Linked DNA regions of Homo sapiens: region 2 is linked to region 1. A link is an interaction called in ENCODE POLR2A ChIA-PET data of the cell type or tissue named here. Cell type or tissue: MCF 10A. All regions are shown on one strand. Links, peaks and the distances in the headings refer to the core of each region. The heading gives the core; the rest is flanking DNA. Region 1 overlaps MAP3K20 (mitogen-activated protein kinase kinase kinase 20). Region 2 overlaps RAPGEF4 (Rap guanine nucleotide exchange factor 4).

Region 1 (8,329 bases), core at 330-8,329:
AAATTTATACTTAATTCCTGAAAATGTTATGCCATTTAAAATAGGAAAGAATGCTAAAATTTGATTAGACTTGAATAATATATCAGCATGTAAGCTCAAGGTTAGTGTATAACCAGTGAAATGCTTAAAAATAATTTTTATATTCCTCTAAATACAAGACTTGGGAGAAAACAAGATACTGCCTAGGTGTAATAAATACTGAAAGCTTGTCCAGAGAGAATCTTTTTCCAATATTTTGCTGCCCATGATCATAACACTAAATTGAGTACGAAATATTAATGCTTCTCATTTGCATGTCATCATGGTTAGCTCCATTTTAGAAGGAAAACATGGTTAAGTTCTGACACATCAAAGACTCTGTTAGTCAGTGAGCTGCTGGAGTTACAGTTATTAATGACTGAGTGACTAGAAGGAGTTAATCAGCACCGAGGTGCATGTTCTGAGACTGAGCAGATGGTGTGAAAATACATCGGATTTTATTATTGTAATTCTAATATATAAACACACTGACAGAATAACAGTTCTTAAGGAAGGAGCCAGAAATAGGATAAGCTTTTCTTTTAAATCTCTGGCATTTTATTAATTGAAATTAGGTATGAACGCTGCTTGAGTCCACACGCGGGCCCTTTAATACACGGGCGCGAGGCAGGAAATGAGGAGGGGGCGGCGGGAGGCAGGGGAAGAGGTGCCATGCTGCCATGCTCAGCTGCGCAGCCTAGAGCCGCATGTGGAAAGACGGCGAAGGGGGAGGGTACTCACCGGGGTGTTGGACTGCTCTGTCAGCTTTTGCTCCCACATCTTTAAACGTCTTTCTCGTTCTTTAAGCTCCTGCTCCTTAAAGCTGAGATCACGCTCTAGTTTCTTTAGCCTCTCAAGAGTTGCCTCAATTTCGCACCTGCACGGGGATAGCTGGTGTAAGTCTCAACTTTACTTAAGAGACATCAAGCGCTTAGTGGGTCCATCAGAATGCTAATCAAAGTAAAAGACACATGCTGGTGCTTTAAAATCAACCAGGTAACTGCCGGAGGAGAAGGAATCTTTCATGTCCTTAAATATCAAGGGTAGTTTCTAGCTTGGAAAAATAAGCTCAAAATATTTCAACAAAGTGTTGAAGGGCCACTGGGGTGCAGCATAACCTATGGAGCTGGTGTCCTGGTACAGCCATTTAGTAAATGCTTACATTTATCTAGCTTTTTACAGTTCATAAGTGATGTTATATATGATCTCATCTTATTCCCATTAACAGTCCCAAGAAACAGGTATTAATCTCATAGTATAGGTGGGAAAATGATATTCAGGTTAGGTGGTCAACAACACACCATCAGTAAGTGGTTGAGATGACACTTTAGGCTACACATTGGCTGAGTAACCCAAGCAATCAATTGACTAACCTGTCTCAGTTTCCTTGGTTGTAAGGGGTGGTGGTTATAGTACATTAGGGTTCTCCTACCTGCCTGATCCTTAGACTTACATAGGCAACTTGTTTTTTAAAAAAAAAACACACCAGAACCCAGCAAAACATGGATTTCTAGGACCCTTCCTTAGAGCTCATGAGTCAGTAGGCCTGGGTGGGACCCTGGAATTTTCATTATTTTATAAAAGACCCGAGTAATTTTTACAATCAAGCAAGTGTAGAAAACCCTGGGCCAGATGAACTCTAAGGTTCCTTTTAATTCTAATAATTTTTAAAGGAAGTTATCCCCTTTGTGCCTATAGGCCAACCAACCTCACCACTTGGAACCATGTGCCATGTTACAGAAATCTGTTCTTCACAGAAAGTGGAACTGGTACCATGGCTCAGCACAAATGTTTTTCTCCTTTAGGGCTGTTGCAATGTTTAAGTCTAAATCTATGTTTTGAAAACTGGAAGCTCTTTCCCTTGAGTTTCTGAAAAGCCTTTAAGTAAGCCACAATACTGAGAGAATGAGGGAGAGGGGAGAGGGAAGTCAAGGCTAGAGAAGGCACTGGAGAGAAGGATGCAGAAGAAGATGGGAACTGGGTGACTATTGCAGAATAGCTGCTGGGTGCTGCCAGCTACTGCTTCCAGGTGCCACTGAGGCAATCCTGTGTTGTGATGGCATAATCATGATTGAGACGTTGACTATGGAAGGTAGAAGCCCCCACATCTAAGTTAATGAATATATGTAACCAAAGTCTGCCTTTTTCTTTCTAGGGAGAATAAGAGTAAGTGAACAGTTTACTCTTACTGGAACATTCCAATGCTCTTACAGATAATAACTAAGTGAATGAAAACAAAAAGTTCAGGCATTCACTGGCAAAATCCAACTCTGAACAGGTATGGAGGTGGGTCTGGATTTGGCTCAACATTTCACTTCGCTACTCGTCTGAAATGCACCTCAGAGCAAGGGAGGCAGCAATCAGGTGTAAGTAGCTTCTGCTGCACTGCCCACAAATATCAACACCCTGTGCCTTTTACTGGTGCCATCTGAAAAATCATAAAAGGCTATAAGTCCCATTACTGTCCCTAAAGAAGGCAGTGAATCAGCAATTTTTCAGAATTATGACTGTACCATAAAATCCAAATTTTATCCCTGATATTTCTGACAAAAATATTATGCCTATGCACGTAAACAAAGTTTTTATTTTTCAATGGAGGACTGAGGGGAAAAAAACGTGAAAAACCTTAGGGTAAATTTTTGTCACAAAAAAAGAAAAGAGTGAGCCATCTTCAGTCAGTGAGGCGGTCAGAAGGCAGCAAGGAGGTGGTGGAGCTGGGTGCCCTCAGTGTGCGATGGCAGAGGCCTGGGGACAGCATCTACACAGCGCTTCTGCCGACCCAGTCCCCACACCCCTGCCAGTGAGACAGATTGACTGATGTTCTTTTAGACCAGGGTAAATGGCCACTACATTCTATTTCACTTGTAATTTAAGCCAAAGATGCATCTCAAGTTCCAGCTTTGAGAGCCTACTGCGATTTTGAGCACTTCCAGAAAACAGATCAAGAGTTAAATGGACGGAAAGCTGTGACACAGAAACAAACACCAAGTAAATCTCCTTCCTCAATCTGTCTCTCAGGCTCAGCTTTCCAACAGCACTCCCAACACTGCAGAGTCAAATCGTGTGTGAGGTTATATGCCATTAGAGATGTAACCCCAACCTGGAGATGACAAAAAAAACAGCTGCTCCCTTGGTTTTTTTGGTGCATTGTTGTGCATCAAATGCATTTGTTGATATATTTATATAAACTTCTTGTTCTAAAAATATAGTTTAAATGTCTTAGTTGATGAAAATTATGGTCTTCTTGTAAGCCAAATCCAATCAAGGTCAATGTCAACTAGTATCAATTTTCCATATGCCAAAAACAGGCAATGAACCGTAATTATCTTCTTTCCTCAGATAGAAACTTACTTTGAAATAAAAGGTCAATTTGTAAAAAGAGTGATATAGAATATATATTACATGATAAATGTATAATCTGTTTATTAAATGTGTTATATATTACATGATTTGTGCAATTGCAAAGGTTACATTTTTGATCTCTGGTTTTTTAAGAACGCACGTCATGGTGAGAGTACTTTGGTCACCACGGGAAACACAACCAACCAAGTGTTTTGCCAAGAGACACAGATCGGAACGCTCATCACAACACTGCATGGCTCATTCAGTGCAGGTTGCCACAGGTCTACAGTCACATGGTTAATGAAAATCCAAAACAGGACCAACAGGATGACACATTTTCTGTTCTTAATGCTCATTGCCATTATTGCTAGTAAGTCAATGGGAGGAGAAATAAGCTGAAGATCTGATGACTGAGGAAAAGTCTGACACTAGATTTTGTTCCTATCATTTATTAGGTCAAAGGAAAGAACACAGTTTATGTGGTTTTTAATAATGTAGTTTTAAAAAGAATTTCAGAATAACCATTCAGTTTTCTAAAAATACAAGTTGCATCTGGTCTGTATGTAGAGGAAGCTCTGCCAGAAAATAATCATTTGCCAGAAACACCACAGCAGGATTGGAATCAGGCTGCACTGTGATCACGGTGACTCTAATTTACTAAAACACTCTTTGGACACTAGTCATGTGGTTTCAGACACTAGATAAAAGTTGGGGGGAAAGGGGAGTAGTCTGAATGTGTTGTCTTTTGAAATGTTGAGATTATCTGATAAAAACATATAATTCTTTTCAGCAGTTTACATATTGAGTTAGACACCTTAATAACCTAAAATGATCATGCCCTGTAATATTTCTCTTAGCTAAAAAGGAATTCAGTCAAGTGAATATTGCATGCTAATGAGAAGACAGCACAACAACGGCCACAAGTCTAGTAACCGCACTGTACAGCATGGGTGCAAGGGCAGGCCTGTGCTACCAGACCACCTGGGTTCTGTTACTGTATTCTGTACTGGGTTCTGTTCTCAGTTCTGTATGATTTTGAGCAAGTTACTCAATTTACCTTTGCATCTGTGATATAATTTAGGGTTGCTATGGGGATTAAAAAAGAAAATCTAAATGAAGTACAGGCATCTGGTAAGAACCTAATAAGTGACAACTGTGTTTATTATTAAAATTACTATTACAGTCCTGTTTTTAACCAATTGCCTGCTTCAGTGAAAACAGCTCTACTGCTTCTCAAACTGTGGTTTACTGGTTCAGGTCAAGATATATATTCTCTCTCCAGCTCTCAGAACAGGATTAACAGTTCCTGAAAGATGAGGAGGCCCCTTAGGCAACTGTACGCCTTTTACTAAAATACTTCACTGTCTTGTATCTCCTTTTCCCCCCCGTTCTCAATCATCAATTTTATTTCCCTCACTTTCATCTTCAAGCATTTTAAAAATTGAATTTATCATCCAACTAGTCCATGTTTAATGTGGAAGAAGTAGGGAATAAAGATATACAAATAAAAAACACTCTCTATAATCCCATTACCCAGTGATAACACTGACTTTTTGATACTTTTCTCTGTGTACATATACACAATAATATATATTTATTTTATAAAAAATAGAAACATTCTAAACAAACTAGACTGTAGGGTCTACTTTGAAATCATTTATCAGATCTGTGATTTTAGGAATGATCATATTCTGTATATGGAGATACCATCATTTTAAATTTATTTTAATTCTCTGTTTATTGCACTTTATACCATTTCTGGTTTACCCTTTTCAGTGATGTTTTGCTGAATAAGTGTCCCTACATTTTTGCACAGCCTTCTCATTTCTTTTCTTTTTTTTTTTTTTTTTTTGAATAGGATCTCACTCTGTAGCCCAGGCTGGAGTGTCGTGGCCAGATCTCGGCTCAATGCAGCTTTGACCTCCCCAGCTCAAGTGATCCTCCCACCTCAGCCTCCCGAGTTGAGTAACTGGGACCACAGGTTAGAGTCACAATGCCCAGCTAATTTTTAAATTGTGAGTAGAGATGAGGTCTACGTTGCTCAGGCTAGTCTTGAACTTCTGGGCTCAAGCAGTCTTTCACTTCGGCCTCCCAAAGTGTTGGGATTACAGGTGTGAGCTACCACGCCTGGCCTTGTTGACATACTTTAAAAGACTCCCTATCTTGGTATTAAAATCTTACTAATCCCTTCGGTAATAGATCAAATAGCATTTTCTCCAAAATCCTTTTACTATGTCCTTGGACTAGATCAGATTTCATGGCCATATGCTCTCAGACATCTAGTATATTTCTCTGTCATAATACTTGTCAAAATAGAAATGCGATAGTTTTGAATATATTTAATAGTTTAACATTGGACACTCGGGCTGGAGAGCTCCACATGCCCTGGGACTCTTGTGCTCATCGCTACAGCCCAGTACCCGAATGGCAACAGTCGTTCTCACACCAGCAGAAGTTCAATGAATGGATAATGAATGAATGAACATAAGAAGTACTTTTGTCATGGCAAACATACATATTTATATTCTCTTGTATAATATCACAATCTCTTTTTATATTATTACCACCATGGTAATTTTCTCTCTTGCTTCCCCAAATATTTACGGAGCAAATGCTGTGTTCAAGGCACATTTTGATGCTGTGAGTGATGAACAAACGTGATTGTCTGCCTCTCTTATATTTCAGCCCGTGAGACACACATTAAACAACTAACTGCCGAATTACTTCTTTTTTTTTGAGACGGAGTCTTGCTGTGTCGCCCAGGCTGGAGTGCAGTGGCGCGATCTCAGCTCACTGCAACCTCTGCCTCCCGGGTTCACGCCATTCTCCTGCCTCAGCCTCCCAAGTAGCTGGGACTACAGGCACCCGCCACCATGCCTGGCTAATTTTTTGTATTTTTAGTAGAGATGGGGTTTCACCGTGTTAGCCAGTATGGTCTCGATCTCCTGACGTTGATCCACCTGACTTGGCCTCCCAAAGTGCTGGGATTACAGGCGTGAGCCACTGTGCCTGGCCCGAATTACTTCTTAATTCCAATAGCAGCAAAGCCTATGAAGGAGATGCTCTCAGAGCACATAAAGTGGAACCTGATCTGGCCTGGGGTCAGGAAGTGTTTCCCTGCAGACGTGTTATTCAACTGCCATGTGAATGATGAACAGGAGTTAAGGTGGGGTGTGACGGCAGGCGTGGTACACAGCTGAAATGGGATAAGCTTCAAAGAGAGGAAACTGCTTGTAAAGATCCTGAAAAGGGGAGAAATACGCATCTGTTGAGGGACTGAAAGCCAGAAATTAAGGGGAGAATGATCTTCTTAAGCTGACACTGGTGAGGCCACAGTAATGAGGGTCTGGTGAGTCTTCTTAAGTATTCTGGTCCTTTTCATTTCTTGAGAATGATTCTTGCTCTGTCACCAGGCTGGGCTTGAACTCCTGGGCTCAAGTAATCCACCAGCCTTGGCCTCCTGAAGTGCTGGGATTACAGGCATGAGCCACTGTGCCAAGTATTCTGGTCTTTGTCTTAAGAGTAATGGGAACTCATATATGGATTTTAAAGGAGAATGATCTGATGACATGTATACTGATCTCTTACTGCAAAAAACAAATATTACTTAAATGTTCTGTTTTGTTAATTATCTCAGCCCAGAAAAAAGTCCCTTATACCTAGACTTGAGCTCACTGTATAATTTTTGTATCCCTAAATAAAAATTCATTTACCTCACTAGCCCTAGATAAGATATTTCAAAGGAATAAAAATAAATAAGGTTATTGTAAAACAACAAACAGAAAGCCCAAAGAAGTATCTAGTAACAGGAGTAAACAACGCAGTAATTTTCAAAGTGCATGCAGTATTCATTTGGCATCAGCAGATGGCGTAAGGCGTCATGTTACTGCCCACGGCTATCGGGAGCAGAGATGAAGTTACCTAAATCTCCGCTGAGTCAGGGGGGGAATAATGTCAGCTTCCAAACATGCTATTTATAGTCATGCATCATGTGACCTGGCTCAAATGTTTCATCCTGGGTTTACTCTTCCACTCATGCAATACAATTTTCTCATTACTAAATTTATTTAACAAGCTTTAATAGGATTTATGATATCAAGTTTTCTTTTAAGAGTATTTTTGATGTCTCCCTATCCCCCTTCACTAGCAGACACAGTGCTCAGCGAATTTCAAGGTAAACAGTATTCTTGTTTCTTACACAACAGAGGACAAAGCTTCCTAACAAAGTAAACACAGAGAAATGTCTGGTAACCATCTTTTGTCTCAGAAGACAGGATTTCAATTTTTTTTTTTTTGAGATGGAGTTTTTCACTCTTGTTGCTCAGGCTGGAGTGCAATGGCATGATCTCGGCTCACTGCAACCTCTGCCTCCAGGTTCAAGTGATTCTCCTGCCTCAGCCTCCTGAGTAGCTGGGATTACAGGCATGTGCCACCACACCTGGCTAATTTTTTGTATTTTTAGTAGAGACAGGGTTTCTCCATGTTGGTCAAGGTGGTCTCAAACTCCTGACCTCAGGTGATCTGCCTGCCTTGGCCTCCCAAAGAGCTGGGATTACAGGCGTGAGCCACCGCGACCGGCCTCAATATTCTTTTCAAATACTTACACAAGGCAACAAGCTTGGAGAAACACTATTTCTTGCTTATGAAATGCAGGACTTATAAGAGTTCCAAAATCATAAAAAAAACCTTTTCTTTTTCCCTAAGCTATGGTCAGAAATCAGGACTGTCATTCAGATCTCTGGTTCACTTCTTCATTGAGACGAGTGATGGTCTTTGAAAGCCAGACGCTGTGGCCTGCTGTCGGGGCTACCCACCTCCACTCCGCCTTGTTGTGTAGGAATGAGTTACACTTGTCAGGAAGGCTCGTGTCATTTGACATGGACTCCAGGATTGAAATGATTTGCTTGAATGATGGCCGTTTCTGAAGAAGAGAAAATAAGTAATCATTCGCTGGGACTTAAGAAAGGAG
Region 2 (8,342 bases), core at 327-8,326, 160 kb after region 1:
CCAGACACTGCACTTGCCTCCAGAGGCAGGTGTAATACCGCAGAAAACACCGCCTCTGGTTCTGGGGACCCTGAAATTTTATATGAATGAACACAGAGAGGCATTTGCCTGCTTTGGCATTTCTGAAAGTGGACTTTAATTGTGGGATGTTAAAAGGGATTACAATAGGACTTCTCAGAGCCTTCAGTGTGAGTGAATACTGGGAATCATTTCTATGAATGGGGTATATTATGCAGTGGTCCCCACATTTATTTGAAGATAGAATCTTGGTTTTGTTTTTGGCTTTGTATGTGTGTGTTTGTTTTTGGAGGGACAATATGTGAACTTGTGAGACTAGAATAGGCTGGAACACACTCTGGAAAATGCTGACTTATTAAAAAAAATAGAGGCATGTCTGGAATTTAAAGAATTTTGGATATCTCTTCATCAAATATTTGCTAAGTACTTAAATCACTGAGAAATGGCATGAGGCCCCACACAAGGGAGCTCTAAAATCCAGTGCCCCTTCAGAGCAGCAATGCTCCTAATTGCCGAAAAGTGAACACAACAGACAAATGTCTGTCAACTGATAAATGGATAAACAAAATGTAGTCTATTTATAGAATGGAATATTACATGGCCATAAAAATAAATGAAGTACTGGTACAAGCTATAATATGGTCAACCTTGAAAACATTATGCTAAGTGAAAGAAACCAGACGCAAAAGGCCTCATACTGTATGATTCCACTCATATGAAACATCCAGAGTAAATCTGAAGACAAAGAAAGCAGATTCGTGGTTGCCAGAGGTTGGAGGGAGAGGAGAAGAAGAAGTGACTGCTAATGAGTTCAGAGTTTCTTTTAGGGATGAGGAGAATGTTCTGAAGTTAGATAGTGATGATGGTTATCTATACAACTTTGTAAATATACTAAAAATCACTGGATTCTGCACTTTAAAAGAATGAATTTTATAATATGTGTATTTTGTGTCATTAAAAGATCCAACACCCCACCATACCAAATGGTTACCCCTTTCATATTATAGGAATTGAGATGAACACAACCATTTCTTGTCGACAATTATATTTAGTGAAGATACTAGATGTTATTTACAGAAGATATACATACATACAATTCCTACACATTAAATGTAGTCTAATTGTGAAAACAGGAAAAAATGTACTTCAAAATTACGTACTAAATAAAATAAATAAAAAGTAATTATTTGGCACAGTATCTATTATGTAGCAAATAAATAACTCCATACCATTGATTGAATGAACTATTTACAATCTTTGAAAGTGCAAAACAATTACTGAAAATTAAGATATTTGTAATAACATTTAAGTCCAGAAAATATGTTTTCATCAGGTACAATAAATTTGTAGCCAATAGTAAAGGTTTTTAATGCCCAGGAAAATATTTCAATTTTGAAAAATGTTTTATGCATATTGTGCTCTTCTGAAATGTTATTTTCTACTTTAACGCTGGCAAATTTAAGAATCTTGGCATTTCTTAGTGGAATTCTTATGTATATAATCCTGATTTGTAAATTTTGAAAAGTTACATTGTAAACATAAATATTATTCTATATACATTCAGAAATTACAGACCAGTCCTCCCTAAATTACATAAACAGCCATAATGTTTCATAATAATGTGGTCAGGTTCTATTCCTTCAGAGGTAAGACAATGAAGATGGAAGAATACAACCTATAATTTGGACTTCTATAGATTCCTCAACACCTTCCCGAAACCCCAGGCTCCAAATCAAGATGTTGAGTTAAAATTTTATCCAAATCTATCCCATTTGTAGCACATCTCATCCCATAAACACTCTTAGAAAAAAATGTCAGGGGCTTGCTAGTTCTCTTGACAAGGCTATTTCTACCAAACTCTTCACGTGGGCCTTATTCAACACTTCAGCAAAGAAGATGGCACAAGTGGAAATGAAACAGGGTAGCCACAAACTGGGGATTCCTAAGCTAGAGTGTGTAAGCTTTAGGCATGTCAAATAATTCCTTCTCTTGCTAGGTAGCTGGTAAGCTGAATGCAGCCCTGAGGTGTCTCAGGATGTGTTTTTGCTTGTTTTGTAGAATTCTCTAGTGGCAATACAGTCAGTAGTAGCATAAATGGCATTTTTGAAAGATTGTGGACTGGAGACAAACTGTTGCTTTGGGCATTTGAAATGTCTATGGTCGACGAGGCTCTAATCTGTGTGACATCTGTGATAAAGTTCTCTGGTTGTCAATCACATTTAATTGCCGTACATAACTCCGGACATCCTGATGGTTCTTATTAGCTTGAGCTGCATCAGGATCTGTTGAAAGAGGAAAGGGCAGAATTGGCATTGTGTAATATATGTATATAAGATACAATCTTACTTCTCCAATTATTTATTACATTTATCATAGGTTCCTGGGTTCCCTCAAGACCTTTCAACACACCACAATCATTGAAACGTTTCCACTTGGTTGTTCCATCTCCTCCTTCCTACCCTCCAATTTTCTTTTCTTCCCTGGAATCACCTCTTTTGATCATTCTCCTTTGAATTGCACGTTGTAAAAAAAAAATGGCACCAAATTAAAAGGGAAGCATGTGTCTGATAGCCCCTGGGTATAGATTAAAATTGTTTCCCTTTCCAGAGGTCTCTGTGTCTCACACTCTGTGTCTCTGCCTCCTTTGATCCAGATGAAGACTAATGTCAAAAGACAGTTTTTATTAGCCCCTCACAAAAGCGCTTAACATCTGGGCCAAACTGAAGCAAGCCAGTGAGACTACAGAGTCCTGACTCCCCTCTTTACTTGCACACAGTATACAGCATTACTATACCGACTGTATGTTCTTAGAGACTGTCCATATTCAGAAAAAACCCAACTCACAGGCTGAAGTTATGACTTCTGCTAGACGTTTGATTCTTTAATGCTATCTGCTCTGAAAACTCAGCTACCATTCTATTCTGATGCACATCCCAAGCATGTGAGCAACTGAGGTTAACCAATTTAATGAAGATCAGGGCTGAATGATGAGCCAATGCACTCAGCCCTCGCAGGGAACATACATGAATAAGGAAAGCCAGACCAGAAGGTGGTGAACTGGAAACACAGGTCCCTCTGGAAGTGATGACCTGGCTTCTGCATGTTGCTGCCACGGGGAATCTGTGCCTAGAGTTGCCAGATCTTCCTTTTTTTTTTTTTTTTTTGTTAAGAAATGGGAAATCTGGATTTCTTCTTCGTGAATTCTCCCAATTTTAAAATGGTGACATTATTTCAAAATAAAAGGGAAAAAAATGCTCTCTTTAGACCCAACACCTCTGTGGGCCACCTCCATTTCAAGCATCACTGGGTAGGGCCTCTGGTCTAAGGGGACACCCGGAGTGGCAGAGCCAGACCCTGGCTCCTGACCGGGGTTTCCACCACAGTACACTGCCTTCTGCAGTCTGGTTGCTCCTGCTAGATCCACACAGCACTCCCAAAGACAATTAGAATGCCATCTGCACAAGGGGTGAAGGGGAGTGTTGCAGGTCTGAAGGCAGAAAAGCAGAGAGAAGACATACATGCCCCTGCCCCCTGTGAGAAGAAACTCATCAGTATAATTATCACATAGAAATAATACCACAGCGAACTGCAGAGCACATTGTGTTTAATTTCCTCTGCTTCTCACTGGCAGTGTACTCTACACGTACAATATACTGTAATTACATTGTACACATTCCCACAGTGTTTGTGAATCTATTCCTATAGCTTTATCTATAGATTGTTGACTTCAGAGCTGAGCAGCTGTTGTTTACCAGCAGTTACTGATAACTTCAACAAATGCAGTGGAGTTTTTTCTTTTTAAATACATTTTCCCCTTGGCTTCTCTAGGAGGTGACATAGAAGAATGCAAGATTTACTTCCAAAGAAGCTCATAAAACAAAGCATATTATTTTATGGTTCTTGAGCCTCACTGAAAACCTTCTTAAGGCTATAAACCCCCTCAGGCACACACGATTTGGCATATAATTTCAGGGTCCCCTTTTATCCCCGCTGCTGGATTTGGGATTATAAACTCCGGTTGTAACTGGTGTCACTTATCTATTCTTGTTTCCACTTGTACAACTGCTTTATGATCACATCTTTAAACACAACGTAAATTAATAGATGAAAACACATGAGACACTTTAATTCTGGCTGAATCCACATAAGAATAGTTGATGATATTGCAAGACTATTCACATTTTGGAAGTCAGAGAAGGCACAGTCATTTGAATCAGTTGCTCCCCAAATCAATGTCATTTTTCTTATATTTTTCCTCCCTATTCATTAAAAAATGAACATTTAGTAGTTCTGGTGTCCCATGTTAGCAAATCTGGCCATGAGCCAGTCCTGCTCTAGGAAGAACAAACAACTCTGACTAATAAAACAAGAACATCATAGTCTCTTAGCACTCGGTTTATTGGAGGAGACGGTACTGGTAGCCTCAGATTCATGTCTATGTCATAGTATCATATTGAGTTAATGAGATAAATTTCTTCAAGTGAGTCATACAATGAGCTTAGCAAAAACCTTTAGTGTTCACCTTCTCATTTCCAGACCAGATTGAGGGAGCCAAAGCTCCACCCCCACCACCAAAGTCCCAGCCCAGAAGAAACAGTAGCACTGGTCTAGTATGACCATCTGGTGCTATGATGCAACTTAACTCCCAACAGACTAAAATTGTTATTTATTATTAGTAATTTTTTTATATTAAAGTATTATACCAGTTCTTGTGATAGATGTTCAGATTTTAAAAGAGCACCTCAAATTCATGTGGGAATACTAGAAATATAATATGAAATCCTGTTTTTGGACCTTTTACGAATGTGCTATAAACATTAATGCATTCTTGCAACACCCTGAAAGACAATAAATATTATCTTTCCTGGTTTATAATTGACTGAACTGAGTCATCAAGGGCTGATGTGAGTTTCTCAACATGGAGCAATGAGTCATAAAGAGAGTTGGTTTGAGGCAGGATTTGTTGGCAGTCGTACTTTAGTTGTCTCCAGCTGCACTGGATAGAGCAAATTAAATCTCTTTAAATTCATTCACAAAATAATATTCCTATGGTGATTTTCTAGTTTCACAACAATGTAAATATGTTCTAGTTTAAAACAGCAAAAAAAATCTTTAAACTCAAGGCCCCTATCTCATGGAATTCATGGTCCAAAGTGTCTCTGACACAGTCAGATATTTCCCAGGCTCCAAGGGTGTCTCAATGGCCTCATTAAGAAGACCTTAATCACCAACATCTACATTGTAAGAGGTGGCAGCACTTAACTTACTGAAGGGTTGGCTCCTGTAGTATCTCACTGTTCTGGCCGTATTTGCAATCATGCGCTAAAAGGAATATAGAAAAAAGAAAGATAGAAATTCAAGTAAGCGTAGAGTACAATCCAAAAAGGAAAACAAACCATTTCTGCAATACTTGGTACCATGAGAAGTGACATGTTCTGAGATGTTGACTATCTGAAGGCAACTAGCTGATGTATAACTTGTTTAATTATTTCAAAGGGGTACCCACATACATACAAGGCATTTTCAGGTAAGGAATATTAATGGCATAACTCTCATAATTGTTGGCATATTCCCCATGATGTAAAAAACATCTATCATGCCTGAGACTGTACATTAGTGCTTTTTCACCATCCTTTCTTGAGGTTGCCATGAATTTGTAAGAGAATCTGTAACTATCCTAGATGTGGAGAAGGGTTAGCTTATCAAGTTCCTCACAGTAAATAAGACTCACTAATGAGGTATGAGATTTTATTGGCTGAACAGCAAGTCAAAATATTCTACCTTCACATTTTTGCTACACACTCTGTATTACTGACCTCTCTAATCTTCCAGCAAAAGTTTGCATTTTAATGTTAATCCTGATGATTTGATTCCCTCCTTCCCTCCCTTCTTCCTCCTTTCTGATTATAACACTAACATATACACATCTTAGAAATTCAGAAAACAGGCCAGGTGCAGTGGCTCACGCCTGTAATCCCAGCACTTTGGGAGGCCGAGGCGGGTGGATCACGAGGTCAGGAGATCGAGACCATCCTGGCTAACACGGTGAAACCCCCTCTCTACTAAAAATACAAAAAATTAGCCGGGCGTGGTGGCAGGCGCCTGTAGTCCCAGCTACTTGGGAGGCTGAGGCAGGAGAATGGCGTGAACCTGGGAGGTGGAGCTTGCAGTGAGCCGAGATCGCGCCACTGCACTCCAGCCTGGGCGACAGAGTGAGACTCCGTCTCAAGAAAAAAAAAAAAAGAAATTCAGAAAATACAGAAAATGTTAAGAGCAAAGTAAAAATCACTTAGAATATTACTTCACAGAGTAATCTTGTTAATATTTCGGCATATAGCCTTCTTATATTTAAAAATATATAAAAACATGTTTTTAAAAGATTTGAATTCATATAGTACATACATATTTTATTTTGATTTGAAATTTTTCACATTGCATTGTGACTATTTTCCATGCCATTTGCATTTTAAAACATTTTTTAAAAAGCATGTATTCAACCAAATGGACAGATTATAATTGATTTGACCTTTTAAAATTTGGTCACTAAGTGATCATCTTAACTTCTTTGTAAAGTTTTGGTTGCAATAAAGACTTAAAAGGGAATCTTTTGTGCTGAGCTCAATTAAAAACAAAAGAAAAGAGAAAAGAAAATGGACAGAAACAGAGACTCCTATCCCCTGGGGAAAAACACTGATGAGACCTACGCTCCATTTCTTAGCCAGAATGTCACGGTATTTGAACAATAGCTGGCACTCCTGGTCACTATGTATGTTTCAGGACACTTTACTGCTCAGGCTCTAAAGGGGGTCCTGTGGAGATAATAGATTAATTACAACACTAGCAGAAAATTGATAAGGCTCCACCCAGGGAAAGAGACTCCCCGATCTCTGAGCAGCTATGTAATTCTAGTCAACCCTTTCTTCTCTCACGGACCCTTGGCTTGCCAAAGTATAAGAAAATGACTTTGAGAAAGCTTACATAGTGTAAAAAAAAATCATAGATGAGTCAAGGCCTTACAAATATATTATCTGCAAGCATCATAATACCTCACTGAATACTACTGCTTTGAGGACTCTAGCAAGCCTGAAGTGACATGTACCTGCATTGGATAATTTCGCACACAAAGAGGCAATTGGAAAAGTTAGAACTTCACTTCATCAAAGATCGTGAAAACTGACACATCCATCTGTTGATCAGCATGAGAAACATATCACAAATCCCTCCCAGAAAATGTAACGTACAATGTATAATTAGCCCTTGATATATGGAGCCGTGAAATAAATAGTAACTATGATAACTTCCCTGCTAATTTACTTTTAAGTTGTTTTTTCACTTCTCTAAAGGCTTTGCATCTGAAGGGCACAAGTATATTCCATGTAGAATTATTGTAATTCTTCAGATATTGAATGGAGTGTAATTACCGAAAACCCTGGGAAATGCTGCCAGTATGCCCCTCTGAAGAATAATAAAACAATTAGCAGGGGTCAGAAACCTCTTCCTATACCATTTTGTAGGGAGTAATTGTTCTGCTTTTTAGTTTTGAAAGCTAAAACATTTCATTCTGACTTTGGTTTTATGCTACTCTTTAAAGCTATACTCTGAGACTTCATAATTTTTAGCTCATGTAGTTTAAAATGTGAGAACAATTGTTTAAATCAGTAATTTCCAGCCCTGAAGTTCATTCTACCTTTCTAAATCTTTGATTAATTTTAACAATGGTTTTAATTTTGACGTATCCTTTTTAATTGTTCTCAAAGATAACTTCAGTTTAACTTCGAAATCCAAATCTGGCTTCACAGCGAGGTCCATTCTTTTCCTTTGTGAGGTCCGGACAATAATGTTTAATGGTGTGAACCCACAGTGATGATGTGTGAATCTAACTAGCATTCCCGGTCAATGCATAGTTACAAATGCTTTCACAAGGCCAAAGAAGGGTTAACTTAATATTTTAACTTCACCTCCTTTTGCACCCATTAACACATGTAATATTAAGCAGTTACTGACAACTACACCCAACTACAAGGCACTCTCCTGAGTTGCTGAAAGAGACTTCAGGAGTCACCTCCTTGAACCATCTCCAGAGTGCATAATGCTTTTTCTACAGCCTGCCTATAAACAGTGGCTCTCCCACTGTTTGAATGCATCCAGCAATGAGTAACTCATTACCTCCAAAAATAGCCTGTTTCATTGTTAGACATCTCTGATTATTAAAACTTATCATTTTGAGTTAAAGTCTTTCTCCTTTTACTTTTCGCTCATTTATCCTTGGAGCTCATAATGCATTTGCATAAGACTCCCACGGGCACCATGACAGTTTACAAATG

What was found. Peaks named below come from ENCODE experiments on the same cell type or tissue, not always from the same donor. Only the 100,000 strongest peaks of a DNase experiment are listed, where the experiment ranks them.
Region 2: POLR2A ChIA-PET joins it to region 1 with 12 read pairs; 3 of 35 experiments call an interaction of 5 or more read pairs at or near these places.

The regions. Positions count from the first base shown.
Region 1 is chr2:173,209,681-173,218,009 of GRCh38, reverse strand. It overlaps MAP3K20 (mitogen-activated protein kinase kinase kinase 20), which reads right to left. Exons shown (of 20, transcript NM_016653.3): 10 at 8,175-8,281; 11 at 760-895. It overlaps MAP3K20-AS1 (MAP3K20 antisense RNA 1), which reads left to right. Exons shown (of 8, transcript NR_033882.1): 3 at 2,174-2,384; 4 at 3,514-3,730; 5 at 5,219-5,341; 6 at 8,065-8,329. Among named protein-coding and RNA genes, the nearest start is that of MAP3K20-AS1, 68 kb to the left of the region's middle. In MCF 10A, for the core only: a CTCF peak has its summit at 7,217; DNase peaks (open chromatin) are centred at 3,609 and 7,289.
Region 2 is chr2:173,045,598-173,053,939 of GRCh38, reverse strand. RAPGEF4 (Rap guanine nucleotide exchange factor 4) reads right to left here. Exons shown (of 31, transcript NM_007023.4): 30 at 5,286-5,340; 31 at 1,047-2,300. The coding sequence ends at 2,173. Among named protein-coding and RNA genes, the nearest start is that of MAP3K20, 26 kb to the left of the region's middle. In MCF 10A, for the core only: no CTCF peak of the experiment used is centred there; DNase peaks (open chromatin) are centred at 4,469 and 4,939.